Linked DNA regions of Homo sapiens: region 2 is linked to region 1. A link is a loop called in an ENCODE intact Hi-C map of the cell type or tissue named here. Cell type or tissue: heart left ventricle. All regions are shown on one strand. Links, peaks and the distances in the headings refer to the core of each region. The heading gives the core; the rest is flanking DNA. Region 1 overlaps LOC105370324 (a long non-coding RNA gene). Region 2 has its middle 24 kb from the start of OXGR1.

Region 1 (7,109 bases), core at 1,744-4,243:
CATATCTTTCTCGTTCTCAGACAATTCCAAGGGGTTTCTATGTCTTATCAATTATAACTTCCTCATATTTTTCTTTCCTGTCATCTCTTCTCCTGCCTGTAATTTTGCACTTTTTTTTTCCCACCTGAACTATGAGAATGGGCTTTTAACCTATAGCTCTGCTTCTGGGCCTCTCTCCAATCCAACCAGACTGTTGGACTTATCTTTTAAAAATACTACCTGATCATTTCATCCCTTGGTTAAAACCTTTCAAAACTGATCTTTTTCCTACAAGATAATATCCAGGGTTCTTGGAATGGAATGCAATGTTCTTCATGACCTGGCCCCAGTTTTCCCTAAACCCCATCTCCTGTAACTTGCTTAGATGAAGTTGAGGCTTCAACCTGCCAAATCAGTAAATTACCCCAATTTACTATGCTGTGATATGACTGCTTCAGAGTCAAATATTCGGCTTTCTGGAATGTTCTTCCTGGCAACTCTTCATTCTTTGAGATTCAGGATGAGTTTCTACTTCTACAAAATTTCAGATCTACCCAAGCAGTGATGAACTCATCACTTTCTTCCATGGAGAACAAATGGATTTGGAACTTTCTTCTGAGATAGCATTCATCACATGGGCTTGCAATGATTTGTTTGCATGTTTCTTTCACCAGCTAGACTGAGTGGTCCAGCTTTATTTGCTTTGGCAAACTAATTGTTTCCCGTGGGGCCTGGGACCTGTAGGTCTGAATAAGTGCTAAATGAATGAGTATAAATCTGCTGATTTACTAAAAAATAACTGGGTTAAACTGTGAAGTCTGGTTGCAATATCAACTTACTAGCTAGAATTTGCTGAGGAGTTATCATTTGTCTATCTTCACTGAAAACTCTAAGACCATTGTTTTCACCACTTTACAGAGGGGCAGACCAAGACACAGATAGACTAACTTGCTAAATAGTACAGAATTAGTGCTCATGGTGCTTGAACTCAAGTCTGACTCCAAATCTGCCTGAAGCACCCTCCACACCTTTATTGGCAGGTCAACTCCTCCTCACTCTGCAAGGCTTGGTGGCAGAGGCACCTATTCTGGAGGTGTTGCAGATGGGCAGACAAAGACACAGATAGACTAACTTGCCAAATAGTACAGAATTAGTACTCATGTGTTCTTAATCACTCCTCGCAACACTGTAAGATCTGAAGATAAAAACAATATTGGGAATAAAAGATTTAGGGCTAGAAACTATTACAAGGCAAGCATTTGTGTAATTAATTGATCTCTGAGGGCTTAATTTACAATATTAACACATTTTATTCACTCCAAAAATGAAACATGTGTTTAGAAAAGCCAATTATTAACAAAATCAAATGGAAAGGGGTGTAAGTTTTCTCCTGGAGCTTACCAAATGCACCAGTGTGGGTGCCCCTGGGAACTGGTGAAAACCGATGACTTACCATCATAAATGGAGATTGAGGTCCCCCCGCGCAGGTGGGGTTTGTCCTGCCTCAGTTGACTGAGACACAAGATGCATGGTAAAGGTTTTGGCTGTCATTTTCTATCAGGACAGTGGGCAAAAGAACTGTCAGAGTCACAACAACCCCACCTTCACCGTCGTTATCCTTGTGGTCTTCCTAACAGCCCTGTGAGGAGAGAAAGACAGGGATTCTATCTCCATTTCACAGATTAGAAAACAGAGGCCCAGAAAAGTTACATGAAGCCATCTATGCTCCATCCTCCACTATTTTGGCATTTACCATGACGTTTATCCATATGAAAGCATTTTCTTTCAAGACGGCTTCCCGGAATTTTAGCAAGAATTTGAGAGCCAAGTATAAGAGGAGCTAGTCCCTCTGCCTTAGAAGGGAAACATGCCCAATTTATTTTTGGTTTGACATTCTACTGCCGGGCGTTTCCTCTTCGCTGGTGTTGTTTGTAGTCAGGCCCCAGCTTTTAACATGCTGGTCTGGGGATGCACCTTAAGACTGACCCAGAGTAAGGACATTTTGATGCTGACATTTCCTGTCTCAATTTCCTTCCCTGCTTCCTTATGATTAATGGTCAGGCCTCCTCCCACCTGCGTTCCTGCCTTCCAGCCAGAGATGCACTATCCGACAGGAAGAGAAACTGTTTGCCTGCAGTTTTGTAACTAAAAATAACAATAAGAAAAATGTTCAATTAATCTCTTGCTTCCCCAGCCTGCCTTGCACCGGCTCTCTGGGTTGTGCTCACATGTTAGGTCGGGCAAGGTGCTGGCCAGTTGCAGAGTCTTTTTAAACTGCTAAGGAAAGCGGAGGCTGGAGGATTCCAAGCCAGGTCACAACGGGTAGCAGGCAGGACCTCAGGCCTGCTTTACTTTAAAAATGATCTCCTGTTCACTGAAAGATTACTGTGTGCCAAACACTATGCTAAGCATGCCATCTACGTGATGTCATTTAATCCTCATAGATCAACCCAATGAGATAGTTTGCATCACCTACATTTTAAAAATAATAAACAGAATCAGAGAGGTTAAGTAAGGTGCCCAAGGTACACAGCTATTAGAGACAGGATTTAAGCCCAGGGTTCTCTTGATGCATTTTCGTGAGCATCTGATTTGGTTTTTCATTTTAATAATTATAATTATTAAAATTGTAAACACTGAATTAACAAAACATTTTTAAGTCTTTAGTATTCACTGGGAAAGATGTCAAGTTCAGGGGGAAAACAGAAGTAAGAATAATTCCTGCCTTCAAGAAGTTTTCCATTAAGTGAAACAAGTCTGTTGTCTCTCACCTCTCATATTGAAGAAATATGGGAGTTGTTTGAAATAAAATCATATTTGTCCCACTCAATCTCATCATGATATAGTTGCTCTTCTATTTTGGATCCACTAGCAGACATTTGATATGTTTAGGATGAGTGTTTTTTTTCTCAACCATTAAAAAAATGTAATTCAAGTCTCAAGGCAATGATTACTCCTTTTCTATTGTGTTTTAACAAGTAGCACAGAGGGGTCAGTAGACCACTGGTAATAGACAGAACCTGTATTATACCCAACAACAAAAGGATGCCGGACCACCCCTGCTGCATGTCAGTAGGTGGCAGTCTGGCTTTGCACACACTGTGTGCCTGGGCTCAAGTGGGTTTCACAAATCCACGTGCCGTGGAAATACCCATCACCAACCTTTTCAGAGCTTTCTGGCCCTAAAAGCAATGCATTATCCAAACCTGAAGACATAAATGTTGTGATTGAGGCATTTCGAGAAACTCTTATTAGCTTGTCTTTGTTGAACTTTGGGAAGAATCTTATGGGGACTCAGATCCATAGCTGCTGTGTTTTACCATCAACTCCCCCTTGTCCGTGGATGTCGTGCCTGCTTAGCACTCTCTCAGGTCTCACCCACCTGCGCCAGGTCCCTGAAATGGGCTGCCACTGCTCACCTGAATGGCTGCCTTCTTGTATAGCTAACTCAGAGAATTCAAATAGCTATGCCTTCCTCCAGGAATTCTCAATCTCCCAAGATATCATCAGTTGTGATGAAATGATTGCAGGACTTTAATATAACCCTGTCAGTGAAGACACCAACAATATGATATTTGTGATAATAATGGCTGACAAATTTACCTCTGAATTATCTATAAAAAAAACTTGTTTGCCAAGAAAACAACCCCTAAAGATGAGATTATGGGAATCCTGTTGACTTAAAGGGAGCCAAAAATCATATATTCAATCATACATTGCATGAATTATACCATTGTCTAGATGAAGTGGTATCAAAGTACATTCCATTCGTAGAATCAAGTTCTGAAGAAACTCTGGAAATTTTGAGTTAGCGGTAATCTTGAGTCACTCCATTTACTAGAAAGAAGAAGGCAGCCTTTCTTCAGACATTTAAATCATATTATGGACTTTACACTTATAGTAGTCCAGTTTCTTTAAATTAATAGATTGACTAAATTAGTTTTACTCTATTTGGAGATCTAAGTAATTTGGCTAGTTTGACTAAATGAGTTTTACTCTGTTTTTGAGCTTCATATAGAAGCAAGAAATTGACATAATTATCTAATGACTTTCCTCATCACAAGATATTGGGTCAATTTCCTCTTTTTCTTTTTCAGGAAATACCTATTGGTGAGTGCCAAATAAAGCTCCTTAGGAAGCATCAGGAGCTCTTTAAATAAGCTGCTGGAAGCCACTTTTCATTTCTTTGCTGACAGAGCTGAGTGCCTATATCCTGGAGTTAAACTTGGGCCAGAAGGACTTTGTCCCATCTGCTGGTGTGACAGAAAGGGTCCCAGGAGGGCATCTGCCCTGAAGTCCCTCCTCCATGATGCCAGGCATCTGAAATTCCACTTTTAGAGATGACCCCGATAGACTCTCAGTCTTTAAAGATTCACTCATACTAATGCAAATATTTCTGCAGGCCATAAATTAAAGCCTTGGATCAGTTACCACTCACTTTCCCACTGAGAAAGCCACCCAGGAGCTCTGTCAAGAATGTGCCCAGGCAGACACTTTCAGAGGGGAGGCATGTGTGGGGGTCCTGGGGTGGAGGAAGGGCACTGAGAGCAGAGATGACAGTAACCAGACTCCATCCATGACCCCCACGGCCCTCTAGGACCTGGGCCTGCCCACCTGTCCAACCTCAGCTCCCACCATTCACATCTTGGCTTCTTGGCCTTTCTCTTTGTGGACACACCATCCTCTTCCCTGCCTTAGGGCATCTATGGTGGCTACTTCTGGAATATTCTTCTCCAAGACCTTCTCATGACTGGTTCACCTTATTATTAATGTCTCCAATAGCTCCAATATTTCTGTCTCTGAGAGGCCCGCATTAATCACCAGCCTCAAGTCATCCTTCTTCCGTGTCTACCCCGATCACTCTCTATTATGCTCTCCTGGATTGCTTTATTCCTAGTGCTTCCATGTTGAAATTATCTTCTTTATTCGGTTGACTACTTGGCTATTTACTGTGTTTCCTTACTGACCTTTGTTTTATTATGTGTCTTTTGTTAAAAGATTATGTTTTGCCTAATGCTGGACCCTTTTATCCACATCCTCTTGGAATTACCTACCATTGATGTGTTAGTCTGTTCTCACATTGCTATAGATAAATACCTGAGGCTGGGTAATTTATTTAGAAAAGAGGTTTAATTGGCTCATGATTCTGCAGACCGTGCAGGAAGCATAGTGGCTTCTTCTTCTGAGAAGGTGATATGGTTTTTCTGTGTCCCCACCCAAATCTCATCTTGAATTGTAATCCCCATAATTCCCATGTGTCATGGGAGGGAGCCGATGGGAAGTAATTTAATCATGGGGGTGGCTACCCTCATGCTGTTCTCATGATAATGAGTGAGTTCTCACAAGATCTGATGGTTTCATAAGGGGCTTTTACCCCTTTTGCTCTGCACATCTTCTTGCTGCTGTCATTTGAAGAAGGATGTGTTTGCTTCCCCTTCTGCCATGATTGTAAGTTTCCTGAGGCCTCCCCAGTCATGTGGAACTGTGAGTCAATTAAGCCTCTTTCCTTATTAAATTACCCAGTCTCGGGTACGTCTTTATGAGCAGCATGAGAACTGACTAATACAGGAGGCCTCAGGAAACTTACAATAATGGTGGAAGGCAAAGGGGATGCAGGCACATCTCACATGGCCAGAGCAGGAGGAAAAGAGAGAGGGAGAAGGTGCCACCCACTGTTAAACAACCAGACCTTATGAGAACTCTCTCACTATCACTAGAGTAGCACTGAGGGGATGTTGCTAAACCATTCACGAGAACTCCCACCTGTGATCCAATACCTCCCACCAGACCCCACCTCCAACATTAGGGATTACAATTCGACATGAGATTTGGGCAGGGACACAGACCCAAACCATGTCAATTGATTAGATACTCAATATTTTTTATAGTATGAATAAATGAAGTAAAGAATCAAATATAAACTTATTACTTCAAGGCATGAGCTTGTCTGTTGGAATCAGTAACATGAGGCCATCAAGAACAGGGAAGGAGCTGAGATTTTATTTTACCTGCAAGCTAATGAGCTAGTCTGCCACAATTTCAGATATACTGCAAGAAGATAGGAGATTCCTGTCATAGCAAGAGCCAGAGCATCAGGAGTTGCTGCAGTTTAGGCTCTAAGCCTGAATTTCCATAGGAAAACATAGAGAGGGCAACTTGAGTGGGTACATTATAGGAGAAGAACTCTGAGCTTAGGAAACCCAAACAGTTTATAACAGGAAGTAAGCCCGCCTGACTCCTTTCCTGGAGGGAGACATTATCTTTAATTATACTGGACAGTAGACAAACCTGCTCTTTGCCCCAGAGGAAGACACAATCTCTATATTCAAGCATATTCTTTTTAAGGGTGTTTGATTGTATAAAAACATCTTTGAAAAGACAGTCCACTCTGTTGGCAAGATATACAGAAATGTGAGAGACCCATGGAGAAGTGCCTCCTAACAAAGCCCGTCTTCCTGGTCTATCTTTAATCATTCCTTTATCCCATCTCTCCTTCCTACCCCAAGAAAAGCTCAAACAATGTTTGTTTAATGGAACACTTACTGCATCCTACCTCACATTTCTTTCTTTAGGGAGATAACTTGTCAATAAATGGACTCATTCTTACTGGAATGGCTGTGTGAGTAGCCCTGTTTCTAGAACTGTGGAGCTTTTCTTCCCAAACCAGGATACCTGTTTGTTAGTAGGTTCCTGGTGGAGTGCCATAGGGAAAAAAACCCCTGGGGTTAAAAACGGAACATCTCCCTGGATCACAATTTTTACTAGAAAAAAATGGAGAAAAGCCTATTAACTTTTATTAAAATACATGTAAATATATTATGCAGTGAGTGCACATTCTCAAGGATTTTAAAGATAAAGAAAAGATTTCTTTGGGCAGTACTGCTACCTCTCCCCTGTCCCAGAGCATAGATGAACTTTGTCTTCCTGCTGTAGTGGAAAAATTTTAAGCTGTTTTATAGAACAGTGTTTTGCAAACTATGGATCATAACCTGGTAATGGGTTGTAAAATCATCCAGGTGAGTCTGGCCAACAATTAATAGTAATTTAAAATATTATAGAATGGACAATATCAGAGGGCATCTGTGATGGTTAATATTAAGTGTCAACTTGATTGGACTGAAGGATGCAAA
Region 2 (7,109 bases), core at 2,330-4,829, 640 kb after region 1:
TTTGTATTTACCTATGTAAATACATGAGTATTAACTGGCTAGTTTTATTTCCACTTGAATCAGAATAATAGGTCTGATAATTCTAAATGATACGATTGATGTTTACCTTAACCTTATCAGTGTTCCTTTTTCTCCATTGTATATATGTGAATAATTCACTGATAAGCAGTGAATGTCCTGTATTAAAGAGCCGTTCATTGACTCGTGCTACAAGCACCCATTGAGCACTGGACATTGGACTCTGTGAAGCAAGTGATAAACTGTAGACTGCCATCAGAGAATTAACCTTGGAGGGGAGGAAGCTGACATGCATCACCAGGTAATTTTATGATAATTTTATAAATGCAACATTTACGACTATGTACCACTCACCATGGGAACACATCAGATCCAGCCCTGAGTAATCAGGAAGGCTTCCAAGAGAGGGGCCAGAAAAGGAAGGAAAGTGTAAAGGAAGATAAAATTGAAAAGATCAGCAGTAATTTTAAAAGATCATCTTGTCCACAGTGTGAAAACTGGTGTCTACAAAGGAAAATGTAGAAAAGGTAAAAAGCCAGGTGGGAGGTTATTAGCATTCTGTTCATGATGGGGGAGAACCAGGGTAGTGGTAGAGAAGTAAGCAAATTCTTGAGTCATGCAAAAGTGAGAAGTGATCGAATGTAGTGATTGTCTGGAGGTGGAAGGTAGGAGGTGGATAAAAAAGGAATGCCTGTTAGATGTCTGTCTTGGGCAAGACAAGAGATGCATATCTTTATTTAGAGAAATAATGCAGAAGAAGGAGCAAGCTGAGAAGTTGAGAGTTGGGGGAAGGGGGATGCTAGACAGGAGGTGACTTTGCCTGGGAAAGAACCAGGCAGAGCTATCCAGTGGGCTGTCATTCAGTTGCCTTTTTTTGCATTTAAAAGATACGTATTGATCAATTTCTATGTGCCAGACACACTACTAGGTGCTGAGAACACAATGCGCAGCAACATAGCCATTGTTCTTTCCCTTAGGGAATCTGATGGCAAAGGACAATAACATCTAAAAATTTTTTTCAAAAGACAAACATAGTCATTATAATAAAGAACATAAGTGAAATTACCATGTTAAATCCCAGGAGCTTTGGGTGCTCATGGGAGGTGTGCTGTAACATATTGAGTGTTCAGAAAAGGCTTTCTAGAGAAAGAAATGTGTAAATTTAAACCTAAATAACATGTAGGACCTAGGAAGAATGTGTGATGGCATAGACAGGGGACCAGAGGAGCAGAAAGGAAGCCAGACGATGGACATCTTTCAGACAGGAAAGTACTACAGCCTGGAGATGCAAAAGATTAGATGGAATTCTCTTGTAATGGGCAGAAAATTAACATCACTGGAATACAGATTGTGAGTAGGCAAGAGACAAGAGATAACATTTAATAAAGTAATTAGGGGGTCAGGAAAGGCACAAAGCGTCTTATAAACCAGACTAAGAACTTGTGCTTTACTTGAAATAGGGTCACCAACCACTCTAGTTTTCCTGGGTCTGAGAACTTTCCCAAGACACAGGATTTTCAGTGCCAAACTGAAATAGTCCTGGACTATTCAGAACAACTGGTCACCCTAGAGAGCCATTTGATGGTTTTATGTAGAGGTTTTCATGTATAATGAGGTTGTAGATTGGGGAGACCACTGTGGCTATGATATGGAGAAAGAAGGAGACTGGTGAAGATGAAATATGATGATGGCCAAGCTGGGGCAGGGGGAGGTTCAGTAGAGACAGAGAAAAACTGGGTGGGTTTGTTAAATTTTAAGAGATGTTATAATTAAACAGATGTGTAACAATTTAATGAATGAATGGGTTTAATGTGTGAGAAAGGCATGCGGGTGGTGGTGGTGCCATTTCCTAATTCCAGAGGGAGAGAAGTGGCTTTATATGATAATATGAAAAGTTCTATTTCAGACATGTTGAGTTTGTAAGGTTGTCAGATAAAATAATAGGACATCCAGCTAAATTGGAATCTCAGGCAAGGAATGAGAACATTTTTAGTTTAAGGATGTCCTGAAGAGGAATACTTATGGAATGTACACACAAAAAGAAATTCAGTTTTAAATGAGTGTTCTGGTAACCTTATGAGTTTGGGATGCCTGGAGACATCTGAATGGTAATATTCTTTAGGCATTTGGGATGTATGGGTTTGAACTCAGAAGAAAGATTTGGCTGAAAGGCCAGGGCAGTGAAATCACAGTGAATTTTTTATTTTGTTAGAGAATCATTCCACAAAGTAAGCATCACCATTTAGTTCCAAACTATTTATGACCTAGGAATTTGCATTTCTCATGGGAAATAATTTTGAACATTAGTTTAAGTGAAGGCAGCCTCTTTGCTCCTCTCCTAGTGCTGACAGTCACCCTCCAGCTGCCTTCTTATTGCCAACCAATTTGACCAAAATGTAACCCACATCCAGAGGTAAAGACCGACAGCCTGTCCTTTTGCCAAATGAGCTTTTGAAATCACAGGACCAAGTTAGAAAAGTGTATTGATTGATCTTAGAAAAGTTTTACTTAATGAACCAGAAAACAACGTCTTCTAATTTAAGCAGAATATATTCCCTGACCATTCTAGGCAACAGAATTTGCGAGTATATAAGCAAACATTCTGGAGTAGCAGGTATTTTTTAAACCTCAATTAATATATACATCTATAGGTGATGCAGTTTAACAGACATCCTAGTAATTGATCGTGGAATGGCTCAAATAATTGATGATTTTATCCAAATGTTACTGAAAGCAAATATCATGGTGATTTTTCAGAAGGCTACCCCTCTTTTAAATCTATTTTCAAAAAGTAATAGGATATTTTCGGGAATAAAGGTGTACAAACGCCACAGCCACATTTTTCTGGCTTGCCGGAAGAGCTTGCACATTCCTGCTGCCTTCAGGGTGAGCACAGGGCCCAGGGCTGTGTCTGGTTTATGCCTGCATTCTCGGAGAGTCTAGCAGAGATGCTTAGAATGCCTTTGAATCAGCCTCATTTCCATCGCTTTTGGTCCCACCTGCTAGTACAGGACCTTCAGGCTCTACAAATTCTCTCTCAATTATTTCCAGGAATTAATAGAGAGTGCTTTGCATGTGCTGAGAAACAAGTTTAGTTCACTACCACCCTGTGGCCAGGGCTGTTTCCCAGCCCCTATGGTCTCAACTCTTGGAGTCCCACCGGCTGCACCGAGTTAGAATGGATCTATGCAGATCACAGAGGAGCGCCTTCCCGTATTCCTCATCCACTGTGCTGCTGCCTCCCAGGTGTCAGAGGGACACTAGGTTGTCTGAAACTTACTGTGCTTTGTAGAAGTAAGGAAACAGATTGCTTTCCCATTTTGTGCTATTTTTTTTTTGTATTCATGCCAAAGCAACGTTGCTTGTACGCGGTGGCTTACAGAATTTTTAATAAAATAGCTCTTGTTCTCCATTATAACCTTCAGTCAACGCTGAACATTCAGCGCTAAGAGACAACAGTGACATCTGCTGGTGGAAGGAAGCACTTTCAGCCACAACTCACTTTTTTTCTGAGTTTATATGAACCTTTAGTCAACACAACACTAACCAATAAGAATGGTTCTATTGGCCACAATTACGTTATTTTAAAAGTGTTGCACTGTATATTCTTACTGATGAGCATATGTTATTTACTATTTGAGTAACGTACATATAAGATTCTAACCAAAATGAGTGAGTAGGTCAGAAAACTGCCTAGAGGACCTGACATTTCTAGGATATTTTGAAATGGAAAAATAGGAGTTTACTAGTTGCTTTTGGCATGATGTAGGACAAGATTCAAACTCCAGTTGTACAAAGGCACAAAACAGACAAATGAACAACAAACTTGTATTACAGTCAACCATGCTAGTACAGCATGGCGATTAGATACATGAACCCTAGGGTGCAGAGCTGGGTTTGAATCCCAGCTCTTCCACTTAACAGCAATAACCTTAAGCAAGTAACCACATTTCTTTGTGACTCAGTTTTCTCATCTGTAAGGTGGGAATGAAGACAATCATATCTATATTATAGGGCTGTCAAGAGGATTAAATGAACTAATATGGACAAGTGCTTAGCATGGTCTCTGGCACATAGTAAGCACTCTCTGTGTATGATTAAGTAACACATATTTAAGAATTATTATTATTTAATGATTAAGTATTATTATTTTTAGTATCCTTATATATTTAAGTATTATTACTATTACATTTAGGTAGTGTTATGAAATGTTTCATATTAATCCTGAATGATTATCTGGAGAAGGAGTGGGAGTAAAATAAGTAAAATAAAGAACACTAAAAATATCAGTTACTTCATCATAGCCAACTTGATGGCAAAATGAATCTGCCAGGCAACCCTAAAATTTATAAACTTTATTCCAAAATTAAGAAGAAAAAAAATTTAGCTTTTGGTCAAGCAAAAATTTCGGATTTAGTTCTATTTCTACTAGCCATGGAATATACTGAAAAATTCAAGAGAAAAAGTAGAAAGTCATTTTTTTGCATTAGAACAGAGTCCTTTTAGGATTCCAAATGAATGGTTTTGTTTTCGAATTTTAAAATAGCTATACCTTAAAAATATTAACTAACAGGCATTAAATTACAGATTAAACATAAGAAGATCCCAAAAGCCAGCATATGTTAAGTGGCATCACTTAAATCACATTAATCAACAATTTACCTAATAAAAGAAACCACTGCAAGTGTGTTTCTAGAAAATGACAACAATAACCATGATTTGCCCTACGGTCAGTACATATTCAGACTAGACCTCTTTGTGTGTGTGTGTGTGTGTGTTTTTTTTTTTTTTTTTTTTTTTTGAGACGGAGTCTATACCTCTTCGTGTTTTTGTGGGTTTTTTTGTTGTTTGTTTTGTTTTGTTTTGTTTTTGAGACGGAGCCTTGCTCTGTCACCCAAGCTGGAGTGCAGTGGCACGATCTCGGCTCACTGCAAGCTCCGCCTCCTGAGTTCACGCCATTCTCCTGCCTCTGCCTCCGGAGTAGCTGGGACTACAGGCGCCTGCCAACACGCCCGGCTAATTTTTTGTATTTTTTAGTAGAGACAGGGTTTCACGGTGTTAGCCAGGATGGTCTCGATCTCCTGACCTCGTGATCCGCCCGCCTCGGCCTCCCAAAGTGCTGGGACTACAGGCGTGAGCCACCCGTGCCCAGCCCTCTTTGTAGTTTTAAAAGGTAAGTTTGCACATGCCGTCAGGCCACAGTATGGCAGAGGTACACAGATTCGCAGAGAAACAGAGCAGCAACGTGTCAACACTTTTTCTGTATCAACCATATGGGGATTTTTTTTTTTTTATATTCTTAAGTTTTTATCAAACATATGCACCAGCAAAATTAGCAGAATTCTACTTCTCCATGTTGTCCAATGGAGTAATTCAGGTCAGTTTCATAATCATATTGAAAGACTAAACTCATATAAGAGGGCAGAAACAGATAAAATGTTATACATTTAAATGTTTCAGTCAGATTTGAAGTTGTTTTAAGTAAAACAACAACAACAAAAAAGGCAGCCTATCAAAAAATGCTTGCCTCATCAAAAAACTCAATACATTTTAATCTGCTCCAAGGACAGACTCGAACAACTTACTGATAAACTAAAATTAGTTCATTTGTAAACAATATGTGGATAAAAGTATTGATATTGGATGAAACAATATCAATATATTTGTAAGGAATTTCAAGGTAAAATACCAAAATGTGTTAATTTGTTGTTTGCTCCTAATTAAACTCATTTTCAAACGGGATTTTAAAAAGGGAAATAGGTATCTACAGATGGGGCCCATCTATGACCACAAAACCCACATCAAAACACTCCAGCAGTCAGTGATTCAACCATCAGAAAATCTCTCTCTTGATTTTTTCAGAATATCCAATGACTAGTAAAAATAAAATGATTTGTGAAGACTTTTTAAAAGCAAGCTAAAATATCGCGGGTGAGACGCTCAGCTACACTCAGGCTGCCAGTTTCCCTGCATATCCAGGCCAGCCCTGAAGATGCCAAAAGAGAAACAGGAGATTGATAGAAGATACAAATACAACAGATGCAGAATTAAAACAGGGAAATAACTACAAATAAACAGAAATTATAAATGTGTGTGTGTATGTGTGTGTGTGGCTATACAACTAAGTCGCGATAAACTTTAAAACCTAGGTGAAAAAGATAAATTTCTAGCAAAAACAATTTTAAAAAATTGAAGTAGAAAACACAAATGAACTAAAAACCATCTTAAAAAATTGACATTGTAATAACCAAAAAGCCCAGGCCAAAAATGTGGTACGAATGCATCCTAGCAAGCTTTTAAGAAACAGCTAATCATTTCCTTCTGCTAATAGAAGTCAGGCATTATTTTTCTGGGCAATGCAGCCATTTTGAATCTCTGCTAGAAATAACAAACAATATAAAGTAGAACTCATACTGAAAGATCACTCCAATTTTTCCTCCAGCTGGTTTTTAGATCTGAGGGTCTAACACCAGCTGGGCTTGTGTTTCCTTTACTCACACCTGGTCCATTCGAAGGGCAAGTCTTTGGCCATGCCCTACACTAGCTCCTGAGCCAACCAAAACCAAAAGATGAGTCCACAACCTTCTGCATCCACCAAGTTTTATTCAGGTACAGTTATTACTGCAGATAGACATGCTGAGAAGTTTCTTAGCAGGAGGATTTTATGGAATCCTAGTTATTTCAACAAACTTTACTTATGTATAGTACCAGCTCAGTCTAATTTTCAAAATGTACAGCAGCAAGAATCATTTTCCCACCTTGAGACTGCTGAGTCCTTGCTAATTCACAGGTGGATCAATATGGTTGATTTTCAAGTGGCTTTTAATATGAAACACACAAATCAGCTATACCTACATACAGCTGTGGCCCACAAAAGATGTGTCCTAAACTCTTGAACCAGGCAATTTTCTTATTATAGAATTGTCCTTGGACCCAATCCATCCAGATATATGAGCTAATACTGTGTTGTTACTATCTGTTAAGATGCTTTTGAAGTTATAAACACTTATTCATTCCACTATTTTTTCTATGGCCAGCTACAGATTAAACAGAGCTCAAGACTCGAGAGAGAAATGGATGAACAAGACTGT

The links. A loop is a pair of places that touch in the nucleus more often than their neighbours do. Peaks named below come from ENCODE experiments on the same cell type or tissue, not always from the same donor. Only the 100,000 strongest peaks of a DNase experiment are listed, where the experiment ranks them.
Region 2: it touches region 1 in a loop (3-fold over the local background); 7 of 110 quality-filtered maps call a loop at or near these places.

Annotation. Positions count from the first base shown.
Region 1 is chr13:97,655,757-97,662,865 of GRCh38, reverse strand. All of the region lies in intron 3 of LOC105370324 (a long non-coding RNA gene), which reads left to right. Among named protein-coding and RNA genes, the nearest start is that of RAP2A, 230 kb to the right of the region's middle. In heart left ventricle, for the core only: a CTCF peak has its summit at 3,059 (motif pointing right); no DNase peak of the experiment used is centred there; H3K27ac peaks cover 309 bases.
Region 2 is chr13:97,014,585-97,021,693 of GRCh38, reverse strand. No RefSeq gene overlaps it. Among named protein-coding and RNA genes, the nearest start is that of OXGR1, 24 kb to the right of the region's middle. In heart left ventricle, for the core only: a CTCF peak has its summit at 3,486 (motif pointing left); no DNase peak of the experiment used is centred there; H3K27me3 peaks cover 764 bases.